Linked DNA regions of Homo sapiens: region 2 is linked to region 1. A link is an interaction called in ENCODE POLR2A ChIA-PET data of the cell type or tissue named here. Cell type or tissue: K562. All regions are shown on one strand. Links, peaks and the distances in the headings refer to the core of each region. The heading gives the core; the rest is flanking DNA. Region 1 has its middle 11 kb from the start of MRPL17. Region 2 overlaps ILK (integrin linked kinase).

What was found. ChIA-PET counts read pairs that join two places held together with the same protein. Peaks named below come from ENCODE experiments on the same cell type or tissue, not always from the same donor. Only the 100,000 strongest peaks of a DNase experiment are listed, where the experiment ranks them.
Region 2: POLR2A ChIA-PET joins it to region 1 with 5 read pairs; 32 of 35 experiments call an interaction of 5 or more read pairs at or near these places.

The regions. Positions count from the first base shown.
Region 1 is chr11:6,670,530-6,673,440 of GRCh38, forward strand. No RefSeq gene overlaps it. Among named protein-coding and RNA genes, the nearest start is that of MRPL17, 11 kb to the right of the region's middle. In K562, for the core only: no CTCF peak of the experiment used is centred there; a DNase peak (open chromatin) is centred at 1,582.
Region 2 is chr11:6,605,614-6,608,524 of GRCh38, forward strand. ILK (integrin linked kinase) reads left to right here. Exons shown (of 13, transcript NM_004517.4): 3 at 2,433-2,598; 4 at 2,781-2,876. It overlaps TAF10 (TATA-box binding protein associated factor 10), which reads right to left. Exons shown (of 5, transcript NM_006284.4): 5 at 681-2,911. Among named protein-coding and RNA genes, the nearest start is that of ILK, 3.3 kb to the left of the region's middle. RefSeq lists enhancers at 495-694, 1,346-1,640. In K562, for the core only: no CTCF peak of the experiment used is centred there; a DNase peak (open chromatin) is centred at 1,508.

The DNA of each region.
Region 1 (2,911 bases), core at 92-2,591:
ATTGTCTTCAGTAAATACTCTTTCAACTAATTGCCTAGTTTGTGGGTACAGATAAGGATCACGAGGACAGGAAATTGAGAGAACTTTGCCTACAGACTCCTTTTTCTTTTTTGCAGAATAGGCAGTGAGGTTAAGTGCTGACAGAGGTGAAGGTGAAGTAGAGGGTTTAAGAAAAGTGGAGAAAGGCTCGGCGGGGTGGCTCATGCCTGTAATCTCAGCACTTTGGGAGGCCGAGGTAGGTGGATCATCTGAGGTCAGGAGTTTGAGACCAGCCTGTCCAACGTGGCAAAACCCTGTCTCTACTAAACACACACACACACACACACACACAAACACACACAAATTAGCCAGGTGTGCTGGTGCATGCCTGTAGTTCCAGCTACTCAGGAGGCTGAGGTAGGAGAATCGCTTGAACCTGGGAGATGGAGGTTGTAGTGAGCTGAGATCATGCCACTGCACTCCAGCCTGGGTGACAGAGTGAGACTGCATCTCAAAAAAAAAAAAAAAAAAAAAAAAAAAAAAAAGTGGAGAGAGTTTGCAGGAGTCAATGAGGTGATGGAATTGGACAACCCAAGCTTGCTGAGTTGTGTTCAGGACCCAGCTCTGTTGGTGACAATTCCAATGGTTGTTGATGCTTCTTGTTTCTAGGAGTGTTCAGTGAAGAAGGCACAGGAGTAGAGAATCTGGTGATTAGTATGTAGGTGGGAGAAAAAGACAACGGGTTCAACAGGGCATGGCATGAGAATGGTGGTGTTGGCTCATGACATCCAGGCTGAGTTGAAAAAGAAGAAAGGCCTGGTAGACAAAAGGGTAAAAGAGAGAGTCCAAAGGACTGGAGTTTCAAGAGGTTAGAGGTTTAACATCTGAGTGTAAGGGGATGAGGGAGCCAGAGACAAGAAGCTGGGTTTACAGAGTGAGATTCTGGAGGGCAAAATTTCAGGGGTAAAGCAGATCTCATCAGGAAAGGGCCAGAGGCCTGGTAAACAGAGTGGGCTGGTTGGATGGGTTACTGGAGGTGAGGACAATGTAGAACAGTGGGGCCAGAGACTTGGATGGAGCAACTACATGGATGGGGCAAGCACATGGATGGAATGATAGCAGGTCTTGGGATGGTGAGCAAGACTCTGAGACTAAGACTTCACTGAATCTGTGAGTGATTAGGAGCTGTCTTCTCCCAACCCCAAACTCCATTAGCCCAGCATGAATGAACCATCCTGTCATTAAAAAGGTGGGACGGGGAAGGGAATCTTGTTCTCGAGTGTTTGCAGAACTTCTCTAGAGAGGTCTTTACCTTCCTGTATTTGCTTCTATCTCTGCCAGCTCCGTATTGACTACTCAGTCAGGTTTTGAATTCATGTTCTCTCAATCTTCTCTAGACCCATCCTGTTAGGTCTCTGACCGAATTTAATGATTCTTTTTTTTTTTTTTTTTTTTTTTACTAGCTGTGGAGTATATACTGTGCATGCTTTCTCCTGAAAAGTAGACATGCTTAAACTGCAACCTTGCCAACTGACTTCCTGCCGGTTGGGCTAAAAGATGCCCTAGGATCCTTATCCCTTAGCAGCTAAGGCCGAGACCATTAACAGGAAGTGGTAAAACCAATGTCCTGAGTCCCAAAAGATAAGGGACTTTACACAAAAATGGAGGAGCTATGGAAGCAACAATAAGGAATGAGAAGAAAGCTCCCTTTCTTCTTGCTCTCAACCCAAGATTTTGGATTTTCCCCTCAATTTACACATACCCTTTAAGTGTCTATCTGTACAAATGAATGACCTTGCAAAAAAAAAAAAATCCCCAAAATGGACTTTTTAAATGTGACTCCCTTTCAAGTTGCTGATGTGTCTCTGCCTTGTCTTCCCTTTTCATGGTCACCAAACTTCTTGAGCTGTATTTATGGTTTCTGCTTTTGCCCCTCTGAAGAGACAACTCTATCAGAGGTCAATAGTGAATGTCCTAATTTCCAAGTCCAATGGCCAAAGATAGTCTTTAAACCAATACTCTGGAGCCTGGCCAACGTTAGGTTCTGAGAATACAAAATTAACTATTGTATGCCCCCCAATAACTCACAATCTACTGGGGGAGATAGACTCAAATTGACATTTTCAACACTCTGTTCCTCTGGATTTTGAGACAGCAGTGTTCTAGTTGTAGTGCTCCTTTTCAATCCCCTAAGAGGGCTACTCTCTCTTTCTCTGTCTTTCTGTCTCTCTCTCTCTCTCTCTCTGGCCTTTGTATGTTGGCTCTATGCTAGGACTCTTTTTTTTCTCCCCCTATATTTCCTGTCTGAGAAATCTCATCTAAACCAATTGCTCCATTTCCCATGTATGTGCGTATGACTCTCAAGTTTGAATTGCTAGCTTACCTCTATCCTCTGAGCTCCAGAACAATTGTTAACAAGACAGTTCCTTAACACGAGTATATTTACAACCAAGTTCATCACTGTAACTCCTGATCTACTTCCCCTCTTACTTATCCTCATTCTCTGTGAATATGTGAATAGAATTTCTCTACCCAACTACCCAAACAGAAACCTGGTGTTATCCTCGACTCTTAATTTCTCCTCCACCTCATGTAATCACATACAATGTGTCTAGCCTATTCTACCTTTTCTATGGCTGTTTGTTCTGTCAGCTTCTCTAGGTTTTCCCTGTTTTTGGCCTAATCTGGGTTTCCAACTCCACTTAGACTCCTTAACTAGCTTCCTATTTGGTTTACCAGCTTCTAATCTTTTTTTTTTTATTTTTATTTTTTTATCAGCTTCTAATCTTGTCCCTCTCACCTATCTTACAGTCTGATGCAAGAATGATCTTTCTGAAATGTTAATCTTATCCCTCTTTTCTCCATTTAAAAATACTGGTGGCTTCCCTTAGTCTTCAGGATAAAATCCAAACACTTTATCATATCTTACAGG
Region 2 (2,911 bases), core at 412-2,911, 65 kb before region 1:
TAAGCCGTGGCACCCATTAGTTATTTTTCCTGATCCCTCCCTCTTCCTACCCGCCCCACTCTGGTAGGCCCCAGTGTCTGTTGCTCCCCTCAGTGTGCAGTTAGGATGTATTTGACCATCTGTGAGTGTTGTTTCAGAATAATGGGTGAAGAAATCAGACTACATTGGGTTCCTTAATTTAAGGCACTATGATGAACACCTTCTGTGCTGGGTGCTAGAGTCCAGAATCTGACATAATCTCTGCTCTCGATACAGCAGATTTGTGGCAGATTGAAAAGTAGGCCGGGCGCGGTGGCTCACGCCTGTAATCCCAGCACTTTGGGAGGCCGAGGCTGGTGGATCACGAGGTCAGGAGTTCGAGACCAGCCTGACCAACATGGTGAAACCCTGTCTCTACTAAAAATACAAAAATTAGCCAGGCGTGGTGGCGTGCGCCTGTAATCCCAGCTACTCGGAGGCTGAGGCAGGAGAACTGCTTGAACCCGGGAAGCAGAGGCTGCAGTGAGCCAAGATCATGCCACTGCCCTCCAGCCTGGGCCACAGAGCAAGACTCTGTCTTAAAAAAGAAAAAGAAAACAAAAGTTGAGAGGTGAGCAAATAGTGAAAGTGAATGTACACCAGTTCTACAAGGTTGGCTGAGATAGGAAGGCAAGAAGAGCAGTAGTGATGGTGACTCAGAGTGGCAAAATCAAATTCTTTATTTTTTAAAATTGGTGGAGTTTAGTTTTTAGGTTTGACAGGTCAGGATCACCTGTCATCTTAGTCTAGACTTCACTGGTTCCCATTAGGTTCTACACTATTTCTCTTTAATACTTTGCAAAGTCATTTGTTCCATTTTTCATATAATTCTCAAAGGGTACCCTGATAAAGACAGTAAGCACTGTTACTGTTTTGTTGGTGAGGAAATAGAGGCTTAGGCAGTTGCCCAGTGGGCCTAGCATCTAGGAAGACTCTAGCTGAGTCTAGGAAGACTCTAGGAAGATGCTGCCAGAAGGAAAAGGGGTGGAATTAATGAAACTGGAAGGTTGTGGTGCTGGTTTGAGGAGTAAAGTATGGGGGCCAAAGTTGGCTATATGCTGGATATGAAGAGGGGGTTAATTCCTTGCAGGTCTTCTTGAGATAGAAGTCCAGGCCCTGAGGTGGCAGGCAGCCTGATAGTGAACAGAACCCTTGTGCCCATACTTTTGCCCCCCGAGTTTGGCCTGCCCTGGCGCCACAGGCAGTACTGGAAGCTGATAAGTCAGGGCACAAATTAAAGGTCTAGGAGGCAAGACCAACTGATAAACAGGGGGCGTAATGCTTCCTGGGGATAATCCCATCTCAAGGAAAAGCTTTTGGCTATTTCTGTGTTAGCAGATGCGAGCAAGTTGTGGAGGAAAATGATTAACTTAAAGGCCACACCCCCCAACCCCTTCAGCTGTACGGGCATCTGGATGGCCAGACCCCTGATCAGCTCCAGGCCTTGCCTAGAGTCGCACACAGGAAGTGACCACAACACTAAGGCATCCGGAGGCTGCTGGCCCAGACCACGGACCGCCCCCTGCTCCGCCCCTTGAATCTGCAGCCCCGAACTGGAGGGAATTTCCTTTTATGGCCCCAGGCTGTCAGGCAGGCCCAGCTCCAAACCAATTGTTTTGTTTTGTTTGTATACTTTACTTTATAAAATACATATTTCTTGGAAAAGAAAAAAATCAGGTATAGTTTTAATCCCAAAACAGCCATTCTCATTTTCTTCTGTTTTCTATGCACAGGATTGCTAAGTAGGGGAATCCTGCTTTGCATGGTGGTTTGTTATCTACCTCATCAGTAGTCAAAAGCATTTCTCCTTTTCAACATAAACCCTTCCAAAACATCATTTAAATTCCATTCCATTTTTAGATGTTAGTTTCAGTACCAGAGCCAAATAGTAAGTTTGTTCCCTCTTCTATAAGTTGTGGCCTGCCTTCTCCAAGACACCCTTCTCCCCCACTAACATGCACTGAACAGCTGCTGTCAATCCATTCCCTCAAGAAACTTAAAGGTCTAACAGACAAGACAGTCCATTAACAGATTTTTACAATCCAGTGCAACAAGTGCTGAAGTAGGGGGACATATAAGATGTGGTGGAAAACAGAAAGGACCAATAGATGTTGCAGAAGGGGTGCAAGAGAAACCAGGGGAAGAGCACTACCACCTAAGGAAATGAGATGTGGGATATGGTGAAGATAACACATTTTTTTATAGAGGTTGTTGAGATATCTAGGTGGTTGGTTTGGTTTGAAGCTCAGGGGAAGGTCTGAAATGGACAGCTTTGGGAGTTGCTGGCATGAATGAGAATCAAAGTCCTAGAGAGGTAAGCCTTCCCAGAGAGTATGTAATTATCAGTTTTTCAGGAATCAAAACCTTTGCCCCATCCCACCTCCAGCTCAATGACCATTGCCCCTTCCTCAAAGGGACGATCATGGCTTCTCCCCCTTGCACTGGGCCTGCCGAGAGGGCCGCTCTGCTGTGGTTGAGATGTTGATCATGCGGGGGGCACGGATCAATGTAATGAACCGTGGGGATGACACCCCCCTGCATCTGGCAGCCAGTCATGGACACCGTGATATTGTACAGAAGGTACGTACAAACTCCTTCGTCATCCACATCACATACATGCCATGAGGGTCAGTCACAGGCACTGTAACATACAGTAGAAAGCATGTGTGCTCTTCCCCCTTTTCCCATGCCCTGACACCAGTATCTCATTTGGAACTGACTGTACTTTCTGCCTCTTCTTTTTGTCTGGCCATGGGGTCCAGCTATTGCAGTACAAGGCAGACATCAATGCAGTGAATGAACACGGGAATGTGCCCCTGCACTATGCCTGTTTTTGGGGCCAAGATCAAGTGGCAGAGGTGAGTACTCAGCCCTTAATTCCTGAGATGGGTAG